Linked DNA regions of Homo sapiens: region 1 is linked to region 2. A link is a loop called in an ENCODE intact Hi-C map of the cell type or tissue named here. Cell type or tissue: B cell. All regions are shown on one strand. Links, peaks and the distances in the headings refer to the core of each region. The heading gives the core; the rest is flanking DNA.

Evidence for each region. A loop is a pair of places that touch in the nucleus more often than their neighbours do. Peaks named below come from ENCODE experiments on the same cell type or tissue, not always from the same donor. Only the 100,000 strongest peaks of a DNase experiment are listed, where the experiment ranks them.
Region 1: a loop joins it to region 2, with 1.8 times the contacts of the local background. A loop is called at or near these places in 10 of 110 quality-filtered maps.

Annotation. Positions count from the first base shown.
Region 1 is chr15:63,537,661-63,550,184 of GRCh38, reverse strand. All of the region lies in intron 3 of USP3 (ubiquitin specific peptidase 3), which reads right to left. Among named protein-coding and RNA genes, the nearest start is that of USP3, 39 kb to the right of the region's middle. RefSeq lists a silencer at 10,341-10,635. In B cell, for the core only: no CTCF peak of the experiment used is centred there; a DNase peak (open chromatin) is centred at 5,704; H3K4me3 peaks cover 1,363 bases; H3K27ac peaks cover 7,313 bases.
Region 2 is chr15:63,595,906-63,608,429 of GRCh38, reverse strand. FBXL22 (F-box and leucine rich repeat protein 22) reads right to left here and starts at 11,043. Exons shown (of 2, transcript NM_001367807.1): 1 at 10,685-11,043; 2 at 7,189-7,733. The coding sequence starts at 11,037. The coding sequence ends at 7,391. USP3-AS1 (USP3 antisense RNA 1) reads left to right here and starts at 7,603. Exons shown (of 3, transcript NR_034080.1): 1 at 7,603-7,841. RefSeq lists silencers at 6,862-6,991, 7,412-7,701 and enhancers at 6,689-7,506, 7,769-8,486. In B cell, for the core only: CTCF peaks have their summits at 8,504 and 8,712; DNase peaks (open chromatin) are centred at 6,369, 6,809, 7,579, 8,919 and 3 weaker places; H3K4me3 peaks cover 2,880 bases; H3K27ac peaks cover 5,524 bases.

The sequences.
Region 1 (12,524 bases), core at 2,328-10,327, 57 kb after region 2:
AGCTTGGCGTGGTGGCACACGCCTGTAGTTCCAGCTACTCAGGAGGCTGAGGCAGGAGAATCGCTTGAACCAAGGAGGCGGAGGTTGCAGTGAGCTGAGATCATGCCACTGCACTCCAGTGCACTCCAGCCTGGCAAAAGAGCTAGACTACGTCTCAAAAAGACCCAAAAATTGTTCAGTACATATGCACAAATGCTCTAAATCATCACCAGTTTATGGAACTGTTAAAAGAAATAGAAGACAGTGAATTTAATGACCACATTATTAGCTAATGTTGGTTGCTTGAGTCAAGGAAGAGTTTTGCAAAGATTTACAATTCTGTTAACTCTAATTCAGATTTTCTCAAAACAAAAGAAATGCTTGCCAATATTCGACAATCAAAGAGTAAACCAGGAATAGATTTTTAGAAATCTCAGTGTGATTTACATTGTTACCCCTATATCACAATGCATATCAATTAGCTAGATTTGAAGATCCAAGGAGAGAAAAAGCTTATTCATGACCTAGCTAGACAGGTATAACAATTTACGTTAAAATTGAAGATTTTTATAATACAAATCAATGATCGTACACATTTTTCAACATGAATTAACATGCAGCAGCCCAGCACTGTGTAAAGTGGCTGCAAAACCTATGAAAAAAAATACAACAAACGCTTTGTTGATTTGGATAAACTTAGAGTTGATTTTCGATTTATATGATGCCCCTCTGAATTTGACGTTGATAATAAGAAGTTTTCACAAGTGTTAGTGGACTTATTAACCTGCATGGATATTTTGACAGTGCTGCACTTCTTCTGAGTCAAATCAATTATTCTTAAAAGAGTAATTTTTCTCAATACAGATACAAATACTGGAGAAAAACTGTTTGGTACTCCATTTATTGGAAAACAATGTTTAAAACAGTGTGAATCTACTTTTTTAACTGCAATTTTTATGAATCTAAATACAGATCAAATATTTTTTATCAAAACTTCACGAGTTGAGATGTACTTAAAATTGTAAAATACACAATGGATTTCAAGGATTTCATATAAAAAAGTGCAAACTATCTCTAATAATTTTACATTGATTACATGTTGACACAGTATTTCTGATATACTGGGTTAAAAAAATGTACAATCAAAAGTAATTTCACCTGTTTCTTTTTGCTTTTTTAATATGGCTACTAAAATATTTTAAATTACATATGTGACTTGAATTATTTCTCTTTTATATAACACTGCTAATGTAGGGAATCTAAGATACTACCTGCTCCAAAATTCTATAATACTAGCATAAAGAGATAATAAATTAACTTTATTGAACTATAAGAACTCAATTTTATAGTCGGGCGTGGTGGCATGTGTCTGTAATCCCAGCTACTCAGGAGGTTGAGGCATGAGAATTGCCTGAACCCGGGAGACAGAGGTTGCAGTGAGCAGAGATCATGCCACTCCACTAGGCAATAAAGTCAGACTCTTGTCTCAAAAAAAGAAAGAAAAAAGAACTCAATTTTAGGCCAGCCTGGGCAACATAGCAAGACTCCATCTTTATGAAAATTAAAAAATAAAAAATTCCCTGGGCAAGGTGGCTCACGCCTATAATCCCAGCACTTTGGGAGGCCAAGGTGGGTGGATCACCTGAGGTCAGGAGTTCGCGATCAGCCTGACCAACATGGTGAAACCCTGTCTCTACTAAAAAAATACAAAAATTAGCCAGGAGTTGTAGCGTGTGCCTGTAATCCCAGCTACTCGGGAAGCTGAGGCAGGAGAATCGCTTGAACCTAGGAGGCGGAGGCTGCAGTAAGCTGAGATCGTGCTACTGCACTCCAGCCTGGGCAACAGAGTGAGACTCTGTCCCCCCCCAAAAAAAACAAAGCAAAAATAAAATAATAAATAAATAAATAGCCAAGCATGATGGTGTGCACCTGTAATGCCTCCCAGCTCCTTGGGAGGCTGAGGTGGGAAGATCACTTGAACTCAGGAGTTGGAGGCTGCAGTGAGCTGTGATCACATCACTACACTCCAGCTGGGTGACAGAGACCCTGTCTCTAAGATTTTTTTTTAGTTTTTTGTAACTATATTTATTTTTTTGAGACAGGGTCTCATTCTGTCACCCAGGCTGGATTGCAGTGGCCCCATCTCAGCTCACTGCAACCTCCGTCTCCCTGGCTCAAGTGATCCTCCCACCTCAGCCTCCCAAGTAGTTGGGACTGCAGGCACGCTACCATGCTTGGCTAATTGTTTAACTCTGCTTCCCAAAGTGCTGGGCTTACAGGCATGAGCCACTATATGCCTCTCTCTATGCCTCTCTCTCTCTCTCTCTCTCTCTCTCTCTATGCCTCTCTCTCTCTCTCTCCCTCCCTCCCTCTCTCTCTCTCTCTCTCTATGCCTCTCTCTATGCCTCTCTCTCTCTCTCTCTCTCTCTCTCTCTCTCTCTCTCCCTCCCTCCCTCCCTCCCTCTCTCTCTCTCTCTCTCTCTATTGAGACAGGGTCTTGCTCTGCAGCAATGCTATCACAGATCACAGCTCACTGCAGCCTTGACCTCCTGGACTCAAGCGATCCTCCTGCCTCAGCCTACCAAGTAGCTGTGACTACACGCATGAGCGACCATGCCTGGCTATTTTTTTTTACTTTTGTAGTGGCAGGGTCTCACTATGTTGCCCTGGCTGGTCTCAAATTCCTGAGCTCAAGCAATCCTCCCACCTCAGCCTTCCAAAATGCTAGGATTACAAGACTGAGCCACTATGCCCGGCCATAACTCAATTTTATTTTGGCTGGATTTGTTTTTCACTGGTTTAAAAATTTTTTTTTTAGGTTTTTACAACTATCTCTATTTCTCAAGAGCCAATTCTAGGTGTTCCTATAGTCAGTCACTAAGAGGGACATTTATTTCAAGAATGTAACTTTCGTTTTTCTACTGTTTGAATTTCATATTATACAAGTTGTATATATTACTATGATTGTTGTTACCGCTATTCTTTAAGGAAAACAGCTGCTTCCACAGGTCAAAACTTCTAAGGTGAGAGTGCCTGTCAACGTGGCAGAGGATTAGTAAATGTTAGTTTCCTTCCTCTGTGTAACTAGCCTCACAGCACATTCCTCTCTAGCTACCTAGATTCCCCTGGTTTGATTTCTTTTTCCTCTGTGGTCAGAGGTCAAAAGAAAATAAGTAGCAAAGGTGGCAAATAAATGAAAATGTAAATGTTACCGGGTTGCTTTAGTCTTCAGATGAGACACAGCTTTCAAACTGGAAATTGTCCCACTAATATTGGTGTTTAAAAAGGCAAACAGATTGGCTGGACGCGGTGGCTCACGCCTGTAATCCCATCACTTTGGGAGTCCAAGGTGGGCAGATCACGAGGTCAGGAGACTGAGACCATCCTGGCTAACATGGTGAAACCCCGTCTCTACTAAAAATACCCCCCACCCAAAAAATTAGCCGGGCATGGTGGCGGGCACCTGTAGTCCCAGCTACTCGGGAGGCTGAGGCAGGAGAATGGCGTGAACCCGGGAGGTGGAGCTTGCAGTGAGCTGAGATCAGGCCACTGCATTCCAGCCTGGGCGACAGAGCAAGACTCCATCTCACAAAAAATAAAATAAAATAAAATAAAGGCAAACAGATGGATTTAAAAGTTCTAAAAATCTTTTCTTGATTCGCTACAGTTGTATTGAAGCTTTTTGGTCAGAATTATGCATACCTCAGACACTGGGAAAAAAATTTAGTCACTCTTCTTAATTTTCCCTTCAAGAAGATTATGCCAGAATAAGTGGTACAAAAAAGTACGTAACTCATAGGTTGTGTTTCAAAAACGTGTAGATTGGTCCTCTGAAGCCTAGAATGCATATCCTGCTTTGAAATAAATGTTACAAAACACAGTTAAACGTTCTAGGTAGAAATACATGTTTCCCAAAATGTAGCTGAAATCCATAGTATTTGAAAAAGCTCGATTTCTCCTTTCTTATTTATATACTACTGGCACTGAGAAACTGACAGGAGAGGCCTAGGCAGGATTCAGATAATCTGACTGGCCTCTAGGAGAGGAGGTCCAGGCTCAGCATCTTCATATACACAGGACTTCATGTAATAAACAGAAGTCAGGAACTACCTACATTATATGACCAAGTTTTAGGCTATAAAATTTATACCTAAGCAAGTTTTTACTTACTGATTTTAAATGACTCTTCAAGAAAAGATGAGCTCTACTGTTTTTTTTTTTTTTTTTTTTTTTTTGAGACAAGGTCTGGCTCTGTCACCCAGGCTGGAGTGCAATGGCGTGATCTCAACTCACTGTAACCTCCGTCTCCTGGGCTCAAGCCATACTCCTACCTCAGCCTCCCGAGTAGCTGAGACTACAGACACGTGCCACCATGCCCAGCTAGTTTTTGTATTTTTAGTAGAGATGGGTTTTCGCCATGTTGCTCAGGCTAGTCTCGAACTCTTGGGCTCAAAGCCATCCGCCCGCCTTAGCCTCCCAATGTGCTGGGATTACAGTTGTGAGCTACCGTGCCTGGCCTAAAGATAAGCTCTACTTCTGACGGACTTTTTGTCAGATAAGGACTATATTTAATAGAAAGAAAGCAGTATTTACGAAAAAGTAAGTACACTGAACATTAAAAAAAAACAAAATACTTGAAAATTGTACTAGGGTACATATTAGAGATGTTAGATAAGGAAATAGGATATAAAAAAGGAAGGTAAGAAGAATATTGGTGTCTTTACTTCTAAGACAGACAAGTAACATTATCATCTTGGGTATGTAAAGATTAGTCTCAAATCCAAATTCATTGAGCCAAATGTGATCATAAAGTAGTTTTAAACTCATTTAAGCCAACAGCTAATAAACTCCTAATTAAATGTACAGTATAGTATAATATGCATACTGATGTTAGACAGGATATATACAACTGATTTTACTACCGTGCACTGAAAAAAGATACATCAAGTAGCAGGTAAATTTTCATAAGAAACACAAGCTACTTATTTCTATTATATAATTAAGGAGGTAAACAATGAATAAAATCAGCTTGAAAATTATTTCAAATTCTGTTGACACTAATAAACAACAAAAATGAAACTGCTCAATTTTCTCATTACACTTATACTTTATATATGCCTTTTTAGATTTTGATTTATTTCTAACTTCTAGTATTTAACCTTGCCTAAAACCTTGCTACTTTTCTTTCTATACACTCTCAAAAACTCATCTTTTTTCTCTTCATTTCAAAGAACATTCTTTTCTATACTTTGGTTATTTCCTTTGGTACATCTTTTTCCCTTTTCCCTGAGAAACTTTCAATTCCATAGCTATCTGTAACTGAACTAAGTATAGTATTTGATGGTCCCCACAATGTCAGCCTTGCTTAGATATTCTTATCTCCTACCCCTTCCCTCCCAATCTTCCCTTTCACTTCAGTGTTACCTGCTCTAGTTTTAGAGTTAAGCTTTCATCCCATATACCATGAACTCTCTTACCCCTCGGTATTTTCCATTTCGCACTATTCACTTATTTAATGGCAAAACAATATTCCTCATTCGGTCATCTCCATCTTTACATTCTTCCCCCATTCTCCAAAAATGAAAACACACAGCATGGCTCAATCGTTTTCTTGTCCTAAAATTTAATGTAGGTTTACTTCCTTTAAAAAATTCTAACTTTAGAAACACTCGTTTCCTTCCTGTTTTTGCCCTGCACTACTTGCCCCCTCTAATTCTAAAAGACAAAACACTAGTCTACTAAAGTCAAAACAATAACTTTGGATTGAAATCCAGCTACTTCCCCTTTCACTAGTTTTGGTTAATAAAGTTACTTTCTTTCTACCAGACCTCACTCATATTAACTGGACTCTACAAGCAGTGAGCATCCAGACCTGCATTTGGTTACAAAAGAAGCCTTCAAGCTATTTTCATCAGCTTCCTAATCAAGTTAAAAAATAAACCACAAAACTGAGTATCCACTACCCTCTCTATATATATTCTATATATATATGTATATATTTGTATTAATAAATTATATATACAATTAAATCTAAATTATATATTACAAAAAAGAATAATTTTTAAAGAATGAGCTAGAGATGAAATAAACTATATTAAATGTCTTGCTATTCACAATATCTTCATACTATTATTAAACTAATTTCCTTTTTTTTTTTTTTTAAAGACAGTGTCTCCCTGTGTTGCCCAGGCTGGTCTCGAACTCCTGGGCTCAAGAGATCCTCCTGTCTCAGCCTCCCAAAGTGCTAGGATTATAGGTGTGAGCCACCATGCCTGGCCATAATTTCTCAAAGTACAATATACCATAAGGTAAAGGTTTGACATTAATGACAGTGAATATAGATTCATACTTCCTATCATCTTCATGTTAATTTTTAAACATTTTGTCCAACTTATCAGGTCTTATTAGTCTGTGTTTTTATTAGATAGCCAATAATTTTATCCTGTAATATGTTTGATGAGCACAGAGTAGGAAAATGTATCCATTTGCCCTTTTCTTGTGTTTACATCATCGTCACTATCTTGCAGAATTTAAAACCTTTTAGAACATGTGTCCATGTGGCTACACATATTATATGGGACGAATAAATCCATATAACTAAGCAGATATAGAATGCAAAATGCTCAAAGTAAACAGAATGAGGACACCACAGGTGAAACTGATTTAGGAGTCTGTGTGTAACTCATGGCACACAATCATCAAATCTACAGACCTCTGGCAGCAGGTGTTAAATATTTGACAAAGGTTTCTTTTCTCCTCCCAAATAAAAAGGTACAGTGTTCTAAACGCTCTTCCCATACTGCCAGTACATTATTTTGGAGACCACTGCACTAAAAACTAGGTCCCTAGCACATAGTAGCTTCTCAAAAAATGTTACTTATTGAGTAAAATGTGTCTTTTTTTTTTAATGTTGTTCACAATATGTTTGAGGACCATCATGTAAACCACGATCTGTCCCAAGTAAACATTTTGAAGACAAAAACTGAGGGAGAAAAGGACTACTTTTTATAATATCAAGTTTTCTTCATAAGGGTCATTACCTTCACTCTGTACCTTTCTTTAACACATTTATTCCTAGGTGTAACCAATAGTTTTGTCATTCTGTTGAATATTTTTGCTTGGTCATTTCCATTTTCAACTGATGACTACTAATAAAGAGAAAGCTATTAGTTTGTGTACATTTCTCACACATCAGCTTTCCAAAGTGTCTTACATTTAATCCTCATTGCTGTTTTCTACTAGAGTCCCCCTGGGCTTTCCAGCTATTCTATTGTATCATTTCAAAGTAGAAATAATTTTTTGTTTCCAATATTTATGCCAATTATTTGACTTTCTGTCTACTGTCTTACTGCAATGGCTAGAACTACCAAAACAATGCTTAATAATAGTGACAATCATGTAAATGATGACAGGAAGTATTAGTCTCGTTTCTGATATAATGGAAATGGCTTTGGCATTTCATCATTTAGTATATGATGTTTGCTTTCTGGTTTTTGGCAAACTAGAAGAGCTTAAGTTTCTGTTTATTTCAATGTTATTAGTTTTTTAAAACGAGAAATGGCTATTTATAAATGTATATTTTGCTTCCAATGGGACAATAATTTGAGGTTTCCTTTAATAATGAATATGTTCATAGAACTCAGGTGAAATTAACTCTACTTGGTAATTATATAATTTTTCTTTTTGATAGCTTACTGGGTTAGATTTGCTTTAAGTTATAGTTATTTCCAACTACAGTATTTTATTTAGTAAAATTGGCTTATTTTGTTTTTGGAGTTTCTGTTAGATTTCTATCTTAAGGTTTTGAAAGTTTATAACATTAATATACTTAATGTTAAATTTTAATAGTTTGAGGCTGCACTGTCCAATAGTAGCTAGCAGTCACATGGTGCTATTTAAATATTAATTAAAATAAAAAACACTTAATTCTTCACACTAGCCACATTCAATTGCTCAATTGCTACCATACTGAATAACATATATGTCATACCCAAGACAGAGAAAAATCTCTACCTCTTTCTCAGCTTTAAAATTCTAAGTTTTTTTCAATTCCTGTTGTTAGTGCTATTGAAGTTACTCAAGTCATGACTTCCACATCATGTCCTTGAAGAACTAAGAAAATATTCCCAAAGCAAACCATTCTTCACTCATCTGAAACAAGGAGGAATAATCATACAAATAAAACATTTTTTATGCAACAGTAAAGAAACAAGTCCTTTAATTTACTGGCAACAAAGCTATCTTTATACAGTAAGCCATGCATAACACTAATACCAAAAATAAATAAATAAATAAAACCTCTTATGCAACAAACACCCCTGACACATGACAGATCCTTCATTAAGTTTCACCAGCTCCTTTTCATTCACTTCTAAGACATTTTGATATTTACGGGCAAATTTGACATCTGGTTTTATTATAAATGACAGTAATACTGAAAAGAAAAAGCAAGCTGATATTCTAGTGACTTCACCTATTTCAAACTGAGAAAGGTTAAAATCTAAAAGAATTTGCTTAGGAAGCAAGAGCATTTTTAAATTCTCTTACTAAACTCTGATGTATTGCCATCAAATAAGCCAATTATGGAAAATTAGAAGAATACCTGCAGAGCAAACCCATATCCTTTGTTAAAAGCAGACAAGTACCAGCTTATCTTAAGGAAGAGCCTTTTATGTTTTAAGATTATCTCTATTAGAAAGTTTCTTCTTAAACTTCAAAATATTGTTTTTAAATAAACAAAACTCTCCCTGTTGTCTAATTTTTTACATTGAAAATTTGCGTCCAAATCGTTTATAAGAACATCAACAAAATATTTTCCTTTTTTAAAATTTTTAATCACAACTGCTGTAGGAAATGATTCATTATCTATTTAAACTCACAAATAAAGCTTTATGTTCATTTTAATTAAAATTGCCATTTATTACAAGTGTTTAAAATCTGAAATTCAAGCCTCTTTTCTAGACAACTGATTCATATTTCACAATATTTCTTCATTTGAAAGGATGCTTTAAAACATTACCTGCCCTGAAGGAATATACTTTTAATATTCCTTTCATAATTCTTCATTCTCAAAAATTCAGCTATTATTGATAAGGATATCGAAGTTGACAAGACTATGTCAGATGTCAAAAATTATTGGTTCAGTATTTTAAATCTATTAAATACAAAGGTCTACCTCCATAAAAAAACCAAAGTTCCTAATTTTAATCTTTGTTTCTTCTCAATCACAATAATGTACACCACATACAATTCCATTTGTATTGGTTAAGGGAGGGAAATTGGGATGGGAGCAAATGAAATATTACCTAACAAACAGTAAACTAAACACTAGCTCTTGTGTGAAATCTTGGGAAGATTTTTATTTTCATCGAAATCTTAATTTACCTTTCATTTTCAAGTTAATGTGCTTATCTCCTTAAGAAGTGGGTTTGTGTCAAATCAGAATCATTCCTTTTCGCACTGCTTTCTCTCTTAATGAACAGTAACCTGATTTATATTGTTCTGCCTGGTTAATGCATGCTTCCTCTCTGGGCTCCTGTTTACATCAAGGTGGAGGGGCACTGCTCTACAAGGGTGTCCATCTTGGGAGGGAAATGAAGTAGTTCACCTATATCATGATTTAAGTTGTCTGCAGGAAAAATGTTACGTGGCTCTTTAGTCCTTCAAGATGATCAGGGGACACAGTATTATAGATCTGATGTAACCTTCCCCATTTCTGAAAGACAGTTAACAAAATTCAGTCTTTCAAACGTATGTCACCTACTCTGCACCAGACACTGCATACTAGGGAAAAATACAAAGATCTGAGATATGGTATCTGCAGTCTCCAAGGACATTTACAAATAACTAACATGCAGCATGAAATTATAAGTATTCCAAGAGCTGTGAGTTCAGGAAAGATTACATTCAGCTACAACTGGAGCTGGGGAAAGAGAAGAGTTCAGTGATAACTTCATAAAGGATTGCAAACATAGGACAGGGCAGGGACTATTGGCAAGGGGAAAGCAGGGAAAGAAGAACTGCAAGCCTCAGAGTATGTTATAACTTCTCTAGGGCACAGAGCACACTGCAAAAAAGGCTTTGACTTTAGTCAAGATATTTATAATCAAACATGTTAAACCTAATGCACCAATGTTTTACCTCTGAAATCAATCATTCAGTCTAACCACAAGAAATTAGTGTACAAGGAAAATTAATAAATTGAAGTAAAATTACTAACGGGCACGAGGAAACAACACATGCACACACTCCACACAGAAATAGGAAATCTGTTTCTTCATCACAGTGAGGTGTGGGAGGAATGTTAATTTAAACTGCATCTTCGTCAATTTACAACTATCACAGATTTCTTTTAGGCCATCAGTGTAATGCTACGGGGTGATTCCCTAGCATTTTATTCTAAAACCCACAAGTGAGCCGACAATGTGACCAGCTGCAGCTCCCTTCCTGAATTCAGCAGCTCTGGGTGTCCACACACTTGCAGCTCTGTACAACTTCACACAAAAGCCTGGCAATCGGCCAAGAAGACTCCATCATAGTGTATACTCCCCAAGGTTCAAGATTTTCCATTTAATTCCAATTCCACCATGAAACGACATATACTTTAGCAGACCATAGCGAAATAAAACCAATTCAATTCCCATTTCTAGTTAATAAAATATGCCCCTAAAATACAATGTATAAAGATATTAAAATATATAATCTACATTTTTAAAGGGCCTTGAATATAATTCCATTCCATTAAGATAATTCTTAAAATTTTCTTTAACAGTTAGTTTCCTCAGAATCTTACCAACAGCAAGAAAACAATGGCAAACTTGTTATAGCACACAGCGATTTAATTGTATTTCCAAAGTCCTCCATTAAGCAATTCACTCACATTGCTAACTGAAAATCAAAAATCAATGTTCTCAGTATCTGGTACTATAGGATGATGTGACCCATGACAATGTGAGACAGATACTTCAAGAATTATATTAATTTCTGTTGTCTAAAGCAGAAATACAAACACACAGAAACACACAGTTCTGCAAATTACGTAGCCACATCACTCTAGTATATAAGTTTCCTGAGGGAAAGGGCGAAAAAAAAAAAGAAAACCTGAGGGAAAGGGGAATGCAAACGCTTTAACTGCCTGGCTAATGCTTAACTTTGGTAGGTGTGTTTCACAACAGCAAATAACAATAAACTGAGCACTAACCTTTGTGTAAAAATCTTGGGAAGATTTTCATTTCTACTGAAATCTTCACCTACCTCTAGCTTCTCTCTCTCCAGGTCTGGACATCTTCCACACAAAGGATCACTAAAAACAGTAGTGATCTGAATGAATAACCCTTAAGATGTCTATTCAATAGCCAAAATTTAATGGTGTTGAACCTGTAAAAATGTAAAAGACCCTTTGGGAGGCCGAGGCAGGCGGGTCATGAGGTCAAGAGATTGAGACCATCCTGGCTAACACGGTGAAACCCTGTCTCTACTAAAAATACAAAAAAATTAGCCGGGAGTGGTGGCAGGTGCCTATAGTCCCAGCTACTCAGGAGGCTGAGGCAGGAGAATGGCTTGAACCCAGGAGGCAGAGCTTGCAGTGAGCGGAGATCGGCCACTGCACTCCAGCCTGGGCGACAGAGCAAGACTGTTTCAAAAAAAAAAAAAAAAAGTAAAAGACCTGGCAAACCACTGACCCTTTCTTCTTCCTTTTGATGGGCACCTTCCTATCATACAATTATCGACTAAGGACAATGTGGAAAGGATTCTCACACCATTTCAGTAGAAAGTAAATTAAAATTGTTATCTGGACTTCTCTAAATCCCCATCTCTACCCAGTAATGCCTTCATGTAACATTCAAGGGCTGTCTGACAATAAAAAATATCTCCAAAGTGATCCTTTAAATGGCTTATATCCCCTCCTTTAATGTCAACAACCTTCTGAATCAAGGGAAAGCTGATTAAAACAAGAATTGTTCATCATAATTTACTAGTCACAGAAAGAAATTTGCTTCACACCAAAGTTAAAACTGCAGAATATACTTTCTGAGCATAACCAAATGGATATGGATCATTAAGCATCACTCACAACCTAAATAACCTAGTTCTAAGTAGTCACAAAAATAGATACCTACTTTGTCATTTATATGAAATAGACATGAATATTATATTACAAAGAGGGAACAGAACCTGTTGCCAACCTCTTTTTAAAGGATACTAAAAAAAAAAAAAATAGCACTGGAAGCGGTGGCTCATGCCTGTTAATCCCAGCACTTTAGGAGGCCGAGGCAGGCAAATCACCTGAGGTCAGGAGTACGAGACCAACCTGACCAACATGGTGAAACTCCGTCTCTACTAAAAATACAAAATTAGCTGGGCATGGCGGCACATGCTTGTAATCCCAGCTACTTGGGAGGCTGAGGCAGGAGAGTTGCTTGAACCCGGGAGGCAGACATTGAGGTGAGCCGATATTGCGCCATTGCACTCCAGCCTGGGCAGCAAGAGCGAAACTCTGTCTCAAAAAAAAGAAAAAATAGCCTGGAAAGCTACGTACCAAATTC
Region 2 (12,524 bases), core at 4,023-12,022:
TCTAGGAGATCCCTCTGGGTTGGAAGCCCCTATTTTCCATTGTTCTTCTGTCATCCTGGGTCTCTCTGACTTTGTTCCCTCAGCTGCTCCGCCCCTCTCAGTACCACGCATCCTTCTCTGGACAGCCCCAGCTACCTCATGTGGAGGGCGACTCTACCAGACAAGGAGGAAGAGGACCACAGTAATGCCATCTGGCCCTTCCTATGAAGAACCTACAAAGACAAAATGAGCACGTGATGGAATTAAAGAACAGGGTAGTTTACAACATGTCTCAGTGGGGAGGGCAGCCAAGTGGAAGGTGTTACAGAAAGGCCAGCAACTGCTAGCAGGCACTTAGCATGTATCAATGAGTGAATGAGTGAGTGAATGTGTGAATTAGCATGAGAACTGATGAGTGGCTTTCATATCCTTGAATGATAGAATTGTGCAGAGGTCTGGGGAAGGGGTTACATTCTTGGTGCTCAAACTCAGCTAGCCCCTGCGGGCCCTGAGTGCTGTGTGTGTGTTCAGCAGCATCAGGGTGAGCCTGTGTTTCTGGGGGAAAGGGCCATCTTGAGAGCAGCTGGGAGGGCTTTGGCCTCTTGGAGTGTGTGCAGGAAGAGGGGAAGGCCTGTGGACAGCTTGTCTCCCTCACCTACAGCAAGTTCATGCCACAGGCTACTTCCACTGTACTTCGCGGACAGGGTCTTTGCCGACAGCCTGCTCAAATGAGGTGCCAGACAGACAGCCCTCTGCAGGCAGTTATTTTCCACAAGGAAGATAGGTGTATGTCTTCAAAGAGAAATTAAAAGAAAAATAAGGTTTTGCCAGCTAAGATAATGTGGTAAATGGATCTTTCTTAGTGAGAATACCTAATAATATTTAGAATGATGACATCTTCGTTTTATTGAAAAAAGGCTTCAACTAGAATTGGGTCTCAGGGAGAGACTCCAGCTTTGGGGGGAACCCCAGGAGTTCTGGGTAAAGATGAGGCTTTAATACCGATCTAAGAGCGCAGTCAGTAGCATCGTTGAAGGGCTTTGGGCTTGAAGCCCTCCTGCTCGGGGTGGGAAGGCCCTGCCTGGGCCTCTGGACCAGGAGAGAATTTAAGAAAAGAAAGGCTCACGCCTGTAATCCCAGCACTTTGGGAGGCCGAGGCGGGTGGATCACAAGGTCAGGAGATCGAGACCATCCTAGCTAACATGGTGAAACCCCGTCTCTACTAAAAATAAAAAAAATTAGCTGGGCATGGTGGTGGGCACCTGTAGTCCCAGCTACTCAGGAGGCTGAGGCAGGAGAATGGCATGAACCCGAGAGGCAGAGCTTGCAGTGAGCCAAGATCGCGCCACTGCACTCTAGCCTGGGCGACAGAGTGAGAAAAAAAAAAAAAAAAGCATCTGTGCTGCCAAGATCCTGGACGAATCCAGGAGAGGCCTCTTAGGGTCTTCTGAGCCGCTTCCTGCGTCCCTCTTGCTGAGCTGGGCTGAGGACATGCAGAGCAAAGGATACCTCTGCAGTCTCTAAATTCAAAATAATGCCTCACCCTGTGCTGCTGCCACAGTTTGCTCTGGACTCGGGGGCAGGAGGACCCCCAGAAGGCTGGCACTCATGGTTGCAGGTCCTGGGCTCAGGGCTAACAGACAGCAGCTCAGGTTTGACCCTGTGAGGGGAATCTGCACAGTGCCATGATTTTATAACACACACTGTTTCGTTGCCAGAAACTGTTATTTCCTCATTGTCTTGACTATGTTTTCATTTTTGCAGAGACAGGGTCTCACTATGTTGCCCAGGCTAGTCTGGAACTCCTGGCCTCAAGCAGTCCTTCCACCTTGATCTCCCAAAGTGCTGGGATTACACACATGAGCCACTGTGCCCGGCCTCTCTTGACTTTTTGAAAACTCTGGAAAGGGGGAAGCACAAGTCCCTGATCTGAGGAGCTGAAGTGGGCCTGGTGCAGGTGCTTCCCTTGGTTTACTTTCAGCTCTTAGAGAGGCTTAGGCAGTTGTTTGCTGGCCTCATTCACTTAACAGATACTTGCAGTTTTTATGACCCTTAAGCAGCCTCAAGCAAACGTTGACCATCAGTTTTTAAAATTTAAGATTTCTCCAGACATCCTTCAAAGTATGGCTTTGTTCTGGGCCTCCTAGCTTTGTGGCCTTTGCCCAGGACTTCTGGCCGGATGAAGCCCACATCTTGTGAGCTTGGTTTTTAGCCAAAAGCAGATCTTGGGCATTGAATCCTAGAGCTGGAGGGAAAGTCTCTAAGGGGTCAGATGATCTCTGCCTTTATAAACCAAGAATCCAAGGTCAGGAGAGGGAAAGTTGGATCATAGGTGTGCCCCGACTAGAACTGGGAGCCTCTGCTTCCTGTCAGCGTGCCGTGGTAGAGCCGGGGTGGCTCAGTCACTTCCCCTCCGAACACTCATCCTGTGCAGAAACAGGCCAGTGTGTCTCTGTAAGACAAGCCTCAGAGCACCACCTCCTGCTAGCAGCCTGCTGCCTCCTGGGGGAGATCTGGAACCCTGACCTAAGAGCCTGTGGCCCTGGTCTCTCTGCCGGCACTGGGGCTCCTATGCAGACCAGTGCAACGTGGTGACAGGTCAGCCTTCAGCCAGGGAGCAGTGTCCTGCCCCAGTGGTGAGGTTCTGTTCTCTCCCACCACCTTCACCTGCAAGTGACCATTCGCTGCCTTGGCCAAACCTTAGAAAGAGTTAGCATTGCAGGAGTTGAGGGATGTCTATGATCTAATAGAGGCTGTGAGGGCATAGATAATCCCAAACCATTTCTGGGTGGCTCGGGAATACAATCAGGCTTCCATCAGCCCTGGCTCACCCCTTCCCTGGATATGCCTTGGGCTTCTTGACCTTTGCCTTTGCTGTGCCATGCCTGCCAATGGAAATATTCTCCTTAACGGTTGGAACCTGTGGCCCAGCTCAAAAGCTCTGTCTGCCACAAAGGGTGCCTGGCTTACCCACAGATAGACCTGGCTTGCTTCTTCCCAGTGCCTGGGATTTGTGTGTTGTGCCAGGCACTCAGCTTTTCTAGCCCCCCAAGGATATGAGGATACCTCCCCCTATCCCCCAGTCCCAAGAGGGTATTGGTCCCATTTTACAAATAAAGAAACGGAGGCTCAGAGAGGTCATATCTCGTCAAAAGCTATGAATGGCAAAGCTTGGAGATCACTCAAGAACACCCCCTCAACCTCAGCTGCATGTCTTCTAACTAGGGCTGAGTCACTCCAGGTAGGGCCTGGCCCAGCCCATGGCCAATACCCAGTAAATGCTTGTGAGATGAATTAGTTGGTGGATTAATTAAGTCTGCAGGGCTCTTTGTTATATGCTAACCTAAGTTTGAAAGGATTTTTCTTTTGTTTTTTACTTTTTTTTTTGTTTTTGAGACGGAGTCTTGCTCAGCTGCGCAGGCTGTGCAGTGAGTGCAGTGGCCCGATCTCGGCTCACTGCAACCACTGTCTCCCGGGTTCAAGCGATTCTCCCATCTCAGCCTCCCAAGTAGCTGGGATTACAGGCACCCGCCATCATGCCTAGCTAATTTTTGTATTTTAGAAGAGAGTTTTTCACCATGTTGATCAGGCCGGTCTTGAACTCCTGACCTCAGGTGATCCGCCCGCCTTGGCCTCCCAAAGTGCTAGGATTACAGGCGTGAGCCACTGCACCTGGCTGTTTTTTACCTTTTAATTTAGTGGGGAAGGGGCACGGAGATTCCATGCCCTCCCTGGACACACCACCCTCCAGGAACCTCCATGCATGTAGCTATCTGGAAGCTCCAAAAGTGGTTTTGTAGATTAAGTGAGGTATTGCGCTCTGTTAAGTGTTTTGCTCATGCCTGGTGGTGAACAGTGTCTGTTAGAAGGCAGAGTGGAGAGCCATGTGTCTCCATCAGTGCCCACCTTCTGGGGGCACCTAAAATGACCCTTCACTTCAGAACCCAAAGCTCCTCTGGCTAAGGTGGGGGCCAATTTGGGTCCCTAGAAACAGCACTGGACACAGCTGCCAGCACTGCTTGAGTTCTGTGATCACTATGTCTTGGGATGCAGGGGAGTTAGTTGGCATTGGAGGGTTAACTGGGAACTTAACCCTTACTACAAAAGAGCTTCCATGGGAAAGGGGGGTTGTCGGGGAATGCAGGTTACCCCATTCTAGCTCAACCTATAGTGACCCCTGCTTTACATAATCACAGTCCTTAAAAGAACCCCAAAAGCAAGGTTCCCTTGTTATCCTTAGTACTCAGATAAGAAAACAGGTTTGGAGAGGGCCAATCTGTCCTTGGTCACAGAGCTAGAAAGTGAGGGAAATGGGATGGAAACCCAGATCCATTAGATCCTGAAGCCAGGATCCTGTTGTTGTCCAGGCTAAGCCACCAATTTAGGACAAATAGAACATACTAGAAATTGGGGCTTTTTGGAGAAGATGAAAACAAAGGCCTGGGGTTTAAGTGGCTCTGTTGTAGACAAACATTCAACCCCCTGGAAGCCTGAGCTTGCTTTCAACAGTGTTCAGAGTAATGGGAGAAAAATTCGTTCCCAACAACGCCTCTCCAGAGTGCAAAGCAATGGTGGGCAAACTGAGAAATCACCAAAAAGCAGCCTGTGTCTCACAGGCTAGTAGCAGAGTCCTGCCACTCCACTGCAGCTGGTGGTGTGACAGAGCTGGCTCTCCTGACAAAGGGATTATGCTGGGCCAGGGCTTACTGTGGCTACCCTGTTTCTGGAGTAAGCACTGCCCCAGCCCGGAGCCCTTTGGCAGTCCCCAGAAGGGCTGGTGTGGGACAGGGTGCTGCTTGCCTGTCCACATGTTCTGCCTGGAACAAAATCCAGGGCCGCTGGGACTTCACCTATCATCTGTGCATGGCGCCCTGGTTCCTTCTGGGGGTAGGTTGGGCTGAGGGGGAACCTTCATCTCTCATTTCTTCCTCACATTAATCTGTCCATCCACTGCTACCCCCATCCCTTACCATAACCAAACAAAGCAGGTGCAGATGCTTGAATTAACAAGAACGAAGTCTAGTAATAAAAAGCAAATTTATTACCCAAAACTAGTAAAGGGGGAAGTAGCCAGATTGCTATTTAAAGTAACTGCTTCAATTTTTAGAGGGGAAAGCAATTTTTAGGGTTTTTAAAAGGGAAGACTTGATAAGGAAGGCATGCAAGAAATGGGCTGAGTATGATGTCTGTGTGTTTTGTTCTGGTGGCTATCTTGGGCTTCAGTCCACCTGGACCTCGGATTGACATTATTTTAACAATGGTCAGGTTGTTAATTAGCCATTTTGAAGTAATTTTTGGAGGTTTGCAGCTGGGTCTCCAGGCTTGGTCTGTCTCAAGATTAGCCACTGAAACTTCTAAGACATCACACAATTAAATAGTAGCATACAGTTAGATAAATGAAAAGGGAGCATATCTGGTGAGAAAGGGGAGGGACGTGGAGTCTATTTTAAGGCTAAGGAGAAAGGATTTTGAGTTTCCTCAAGGTTATATCTTGAAACTCAAGAGAATGGGAAAAAAGTTTAAAAGCATGTTGAAGTTAAGCTGCGGGCTGCATTGCTTCTCAGATACCTGCTACTCAGCTTCCCTCCTCATTCACTCTGCTCCAGCCACTCTGATCTCCTTGCACATGAGCCATGCCTGTAGTCCGCGGCCTCTGCACTGACTGTTCCTCTGCCAGGAGTATCTATGCCCCCTGCCTCACTTCATGCCTCAGATGTCATCTTCTCAGTGAGGCTTACATTGGTCAACCCTTTCTCAGAGGCTTCACCCCCCAATCTCTTGCCAGCAATCCCTAATAGCCCTTGTTACAGCCTGCACTTTTTTCCAAATACTTTCTACCATTTTTTTTTTTTTTTTTTTTTTTTTGAGACAAGAGTCTCTCTGTCGCCCAGGCTGGAGTGCAGTGGCACGATCTTGGCTCACTGCAAGCTCCGCCTCCCGGGTTCACGCCATTCTCCTGCCTCAGCCTCCTGAGTAGCTGGGACTACAGGTGCCCGCCACCACGCCCGGCTAATTTTTTGTATTTTTTTTTAGTACAGACGGGGGTTTCACCTTGTTAGCCAGGATGGTCTCGATCTCCTGACCTCGTGAATCGCCCATCTTGGCCTCCTAAAGTGCTGGGATTACAGGCATTGAGCCACCGCACCTGGCCCTTCTACCCTCTTATATACCAGTTACCTGTTGTCTCTTCCCCCACTAGAAGGTAAGCTTCATGAGAACAGAATTTGTCTTTTTCCTTGCCGTTTCCCTATTTGAGCAATGAATTAAGGAACCTGTGAGTAGGGATCAAGCTCCTCTTTCACACAGAAGAAACACCTGGCCTGGGAGGGGTAAAGGGCTTTGTCGCAGCTGGCGCTGGGTGGAGCCGGAGTGTGAACAGCGCCCATCACAGTGCTCCTCGCCTCTTCCACCCACCCAGAATTCTCCCCAGTGACCCAGGACCAGGCGGCTGCCGGGGGGCCGAGAGCCTTCACTAAATGTGACACATCAGTGACTACAGCCCTGAAATTCAAATTGGAAGCCTAGGCTTGTGCTCATGTCCAGCAAATCCAACAGGTGAAAAATCTAGCTTGTCAGCTTATAATGGTTCCATTATCAAAAGCTTAGCCAGGGCTGCTGGTTTTGTTTTTGTTTAGTTTGAGGCTTTTTTTTTCTTCCAAATCATTTCTTTTTCCCTTATGAGAACAGTAGAAAATATGGGTAACTATGCAGTTTATGTAAGCATTCAACAATTGGGAGCGAATTTTCTACAATCGCGAGTGCGGTCACTGCGGGAACGCATCCGCCCCAGGAAAGGTGGGCGGGCAGACGCGCGTGCGGGCAAAACCGCAAGGAGGAGCGGCTCGGTGGCTCCTTCTGCCCGTGCGCCCCTGCTTCCCCTCCTCCTGCTTCACCGAGATCACCACCGGGGCTCCTGGAGGTGGCGGTCCCCAGGACACTCCGGGAGCCGGCGGGGTCTCGCTGGGTCGCTCCGCCCGGAGGCTCCCCAGACCCCTGCGCGCGGCAGCCCTGGCCCCCGTCACCCCCGAGCGCAAGTCGGCGAACTCCGAGTGGTCAGGTCCTCCCCACCGAGGTGATTTCGGTCCAACGGCGATCGGAGTCCCCGAGGACGGTGCAGGCGCCTCCCGCCTCCGTGGGGAGCGCACAGCAGAAAGCCTGGGGCGGAAGCAAGAGGGGAAAGGCGGTGGTGTTGAGTGAGAACCAGCCGAGTGTTTTCCAAATATCCATTTAATCTTGCGTTTATCCTATGTATAAAATCGTAACGTGAGGTAGGCTTTCTTATCCCCACTGTGCAGACGGGGAAAATGAGGCTCAGAATATGCGGTGGTGGTCTGAAGGTGGAAGAGCTGGGTTCGAAGCCAGGACGGTCTGGGGCTGCGCTCCTTCCCCGGGGGCAGCGGCGGGGCGGCGTCTAGCGCTGCAGCAGCTTGCCGAGGGCCGCGGCGGGCGCGCGCGGGCGCGGGGGCTGGTCGGGCAGCATGGCGGCGCTGTGCTCTGCCCGCAGGGCCAGGCGCGGGCACGCGGCGCGCAGGCGGCGCAGGCCGGCCGCGCTCACGTTGCGGCAGAAGTCCACGTGCAATGTCTGCAGCGCGCGCCCGTCCGCCGCCACGGCAGCCAACGTGCGGTTGGTGACGCGCGCGCAGTTCTCCAGGCGCAGTGCGCGCAGGCGTGGGCAGCAGCGCAGCAGGCGCGCCAGGCAGTCGTCGGTAACGTGGCCGCAGCCCGAGAGCGTGACGGACGCCAGGTTGGGGCACCTGTGAGGAGAGTGCGGTGACCCGGGGCTCACTGGCTTGTTAAAGCTACCCAACCGCCCCATGGGACCGAGTGGACTCATTTACCGAGGAGGACTCGGGCCCTGCGAGGTGAAGACACTTGGCTGCGATGACACTGCAGGGTTCCAAGTCGGCTTTCTGGCCGGCCCATTTTCCCTCCTCTTTCTGCCCCTGCACCCCACCGTACCTTCATCTGCGTGGGTTCTTGGCTCGTAGCCTTGGGAGCCCCTAGTGGGAAGCCCCGACCCCGGCCCAGCAGAGTCCTGGGGCGGCTGTGGACAGAGGGAATGCCGGTTCCAGGAGCCACAACCCTTGACTCTTTGTTTCGCTCTGGATGTGCTGCCTTGCAGGGGAGCGGTGCTTGGCGATTGCTCCAGTCTAGCTTCAAGCTGAGGCCCCTGAATGTCCCGGCGGGACGTGAGTGGGAAGAGGGATTTGTTTCCTTGGAGGTGGCCTAGTGACAGGCCCATCCCAACCCTCAAGGCGGTGGGGGCACGCGTTAGCATTGAGTCCGGGTTCAGCTTAGTAGACTAGAGCTGTTCCTGCATCCCCTGGGCCACCAGCCTGGAAAAGGGTAGGGTTCGGAGGCAGCTAGAGGCAAGCCCTGAGCAGGTACAGTCACGGACACCCACCCAGGTCGCTTGGCCAGAAAGCTTGGGGGACCCTCTGCTGCAGCCTCACCAGCCCCTCCCAGCAAAGAAAAGATCTTGAGCCAAGTTAGACTTGGTTTATCGCCGTGTCAGTCACTCACGGAGCCTTCATTTCCTCTGCGTGGGGGGAATAATGTCTACCACTGGGGTTGTGAGGAGCCTGCAACGGGGCCTTCCACAGGCAGTCCTAACCCGCTTTCCCTGGAAACAAACGGGACCAGCCTGCTTCCAGTCCAGAAGGACCGACTAATGGGCCGGGGCCTTGGCTCCCCGCAGCCAGAGGGAGCTAGAGTCTGGGCTGGGGAAGCGTTTCCCTTTCCCTGCCAGCCTCCCCCGCAGCTCCGTGACTGCCCCTGGCTGTGCCAGCTCGGCTCCTTTGTGCCAGGGGAGGGAAGTAAGGAACTTAAATATGTTGGGTGCAGCCAGGTGTCACACCGAGCCCGGGCCTCCTTCAGGTTTGTGTGCCCTCATTAGTCACCCCGTCAACCTCTGCACCCCCAGTTTTGTACATGAAGAAACTGGCTCCGGCAGCTCAGGTGACTGGCTGGTGACTTATTTGCTGTCAGACCCAGGACAGATGTCTGAACCTTGCTGGGCGTCACTTCCTCATTTGTCAAGTGGGAGGAATTGTTACCTTCAAGGTGGTTATAAGGATTAGGTGTTTAAGCCTCAAAGGTGTTGGGTGATCTTTTCTTCTAAGAATCTTTGGAATAATTCTGATACAGGGAAAAAACAAAGAGCGGACTGTCCCCCTGCCCAGCCATCCTCAGCCATTCCTCCCGACCTGAGCTGAGTGCCAGAAGAACCAGATTCAGTAGACGTTCATCAGTACCTACTATGTGCCAGGTGCCACTGTGTCATTTAATCCTCTTACCCTGTTGGATAAGAAAAATTTAGCACATTTTATAGAAGAAGAAATGAGGTTGCAAGAGTTTGAAGTATTTGAGCTGGGGTCACATGGTTGGACGAGCTGAGCGGCTCAGCAGAGTGCTGACAGCAAAGCCCTTTGCTCTTTATGTGACAGCAGGGCCCCTTGCTTGATCAGTACAGTGGCCTGGGAGGTCCACTTCACACCTTGCAGGTTTGGGGCATTAAGCTCGGTTCTCTTACAGTAAGAATGGAACAACTTCAGGACATGTTGTGCCATTCGCCTCCCCCCAACCCCCACCCATGTCACTCTAGTCTAATTCCTGGGCCTTGTTAAGCCCATCAAAATAGCCTTGTCCAGTCGGGGCCCAACCCCAAGTCCATCTTCTGTTTTCTTCCTACCAGCTCAAAAGAAAGGTGGGGTCACTACGCTGTTTCCTTCCACTCCTGTCGTGCTGCCAGCAAATAGCAGCTATGAACTTGGGTGGCAGTAAACTGGCTGAGTCTAGTTTTCCATGAACAGCCAGGGCCAGTTTGTTATATGATCAAGGGGGTGTTTTTCCTCAAAGGCAGCACGGGACTGGCAGAAGCTCAGTGAGAGGCTGGTTGAATAGCTCTGTGTTCTTGCCTGGGCCGCTCTGCCCATGAGGCTGGGACCATGGAGGGAGCCTGGCCTGGTGGTTCAGTGTCTATGTCTGTGTCTGGGGTGGGGGTTAGCAGATAAACACAAGATGTATTTGGGACATACTTACACTAAAATATTATTCACTGTTTATCTGAAATTCATATTTAACTGGGCAGCCTATATATTTGCTAAAATCTGGCAACCCTAGACTGGGCAAATCATACCACCTCGTGGAGCATCAGTTTGCTAATTTGAAAAATTAGGCTAAGCCACCCTCCTTAGGAATACTGTGTAAATCAGTAATTCATCTACTCCTGGAGTCTGGTTTGGCTCAGCTGACCTGAGCACCCTGGCTTCTCCACCTCTGGCTCCCCACCCTCTCTTTCCTCCGTAGTTTCCCAGGCCTTGAGGGCTGCTTGCTAGGCCTAATGGAGGGGTGAGCTGATTGCTGCATCTGGAAGCCTTTTCCCAGAGCCTGACCTTGAAAATCCAGGCCCAGCTGGACCCACCCAGCACTTAATGACTACCAGTACGGAGGCCCCACTTCTTGGTGTTTGCATGAAGCAGCCCAGGACCTGTGAGGCTAAGAGGAGGATTAGCAATTGTTTCCCTCATGATTTTATTGTCTCCTGGGGACCCTGCTTTGGGCGGTCTGGATGTCTGCCTTGGGCCTAGTTTGAGGCGCCCCGAAGGTGGAGCCATCTTGGTCTCGTAATTTGCTCTTCCCTGCCCCCCAAGAGGGAAGCCAGAGCTAGCGGGGCCAGCACTGCTCAGGAGGCAAGGTGGCCTACCTGTCGCACACCCGGAGGAGGAAATCATTGACCAGGCTCTCGTGCCGGCTGCAGATGCTTCTCTGGAAGGCACTCTTGAGCCAGTCCTCAATGCTGCACACCTGCACGCGGCTGGAGTGCCAGCAGATGGAGAGGCTGCGGAGTGCCGGGCCCAGGAGGAAGTTGTCCTTCTGGAGTTCAGTGAGGGAACGGAAGTGCAGCAGGGACCAGAGTGCGGGGTCCTCAAACACGTCGTGGAGCTGGGAGCAGGTCCTGGCAAGGCTCTTCCTGCTGTCCTTGTCTAGGAAGGAGAAGAGGTGCAGCAGGCACTCCCGGTTGAGCTGGGTTATGTGCATGGTGAGCAGTGGCCACATGTGAGTGCAGCTGCAGCCGGGGGACGGCTGACCTGCCTCCTCTCCTCCTCCCCGACTCTGGGCCGGTGGACATATATGGTTGAGGAATGGTGTTTATTTTTGGCTAACAACTGGTGCTGAAGCTCTGCGGAGGGGTGAGGGAAGAAAAGCCAGGACCCAGACACATGTGCGGCAGTCTGTGGTTCGGCTTATGTTCAGAGGGATTGGAGGTCCTGGCAGAAAAGGAGCCTATTGAAGTTACTTTCCTTAAAAGGGATTTTTTTTTTCCCTTTAGCTGACAATGGTGTTTAGCAGTGAGCACTTTTGGCTTTTCCCAAGGCGTTTTCATTGGCAGTGGTGGCGGCCAGGCCAGCTCTGTCTGGCTTTGCAGTCTGTACTTAGGGGGAAGGAGTGTAATTGTAAATGTTAACTGTTTTGATTTTCTAGTACATCAGTGTGAATCTTTTGCTCCACCCTTACTAGGAAGAAACCTGTTGCGTGTGGAGAGCTAAGGGTGACGGTTGTGAGTTGTGAGCAGAGTCCATGGCTGCTGCCTCATTCCTGTTATTTTTGTGCCATAGAGTAATTGTCTCCAGGCTAGGCTGGTTGGCCTTCAAGCCCTGCTGCCTGCCACTAGGCAGGGGGATTTTCCTGGGCCTCCCCAACAGCTAGATTTTTACCCTGAGTTGTTTCATAAAAGAATTTTACTGAAGTAGCTGCTTTCCAAAGTTGTGTGTCTGTGTTTTATGTTTTATTGGTGCTTTGTTGTTGTTGTTGTTGTTTTTGTAGTTTTGGTCAAGCAGTACTTTCTGTGTTTTAAATTTAAATTTACTTGGCTTTACATTTTCTCACTGATAAGGCCTTGTACTATGTATAACCTGTACTTCCCAAAATGTCAGGATGGATGAGGTAGCTCTTAATGTGAAACTGCTTGAAACAATTTTAAGTTCAGTATTTTAGTCCATCTTTGCCTTTAAGTTGACCACACACCATCCATTCTATGAGTGCCCTCCGTTCCCTCTTGGAGAAGCCAGTGGGCCACCCCTGCCCTCTCTGACTCAACTCTAGGCAAGGTGCCTGGAGGTACTATCCGTGAAGCTCCCCCTTCCTGAGTACCCGAGGCTTCACGATATGGCAGACCCGTTTCCTCATGCTGCTTCACTCCCAAACCCAGGACCCAACCTTAACTCTCCTGCTTTGAATCCCAGTCGTTGTTTTTTGGTTTGCTTGGGGGATGCTGATATGGTGCAGCTGTATAGGCCACGTTCTGCCTAGGCAATAGTGAGAAGAGAATGGTTTTTCCTCTGCCAGCCCAGGGACCACCACCTCAGTGGTTACTTCTGTTTGTTCTCCCATTTGGAATAAGAGGGAATGGGAATCCTTGTGTTTTCCCATAGACACAAATGAAGCAGCCTATGCTGAACCCACTTCTGGAACTAAGGTTTGGTCAGGGCTGGTGCAGCTTTGCCTTTAAAGCAGAAGGCAGTCAAGCAAAGAAGGAAGTAGCC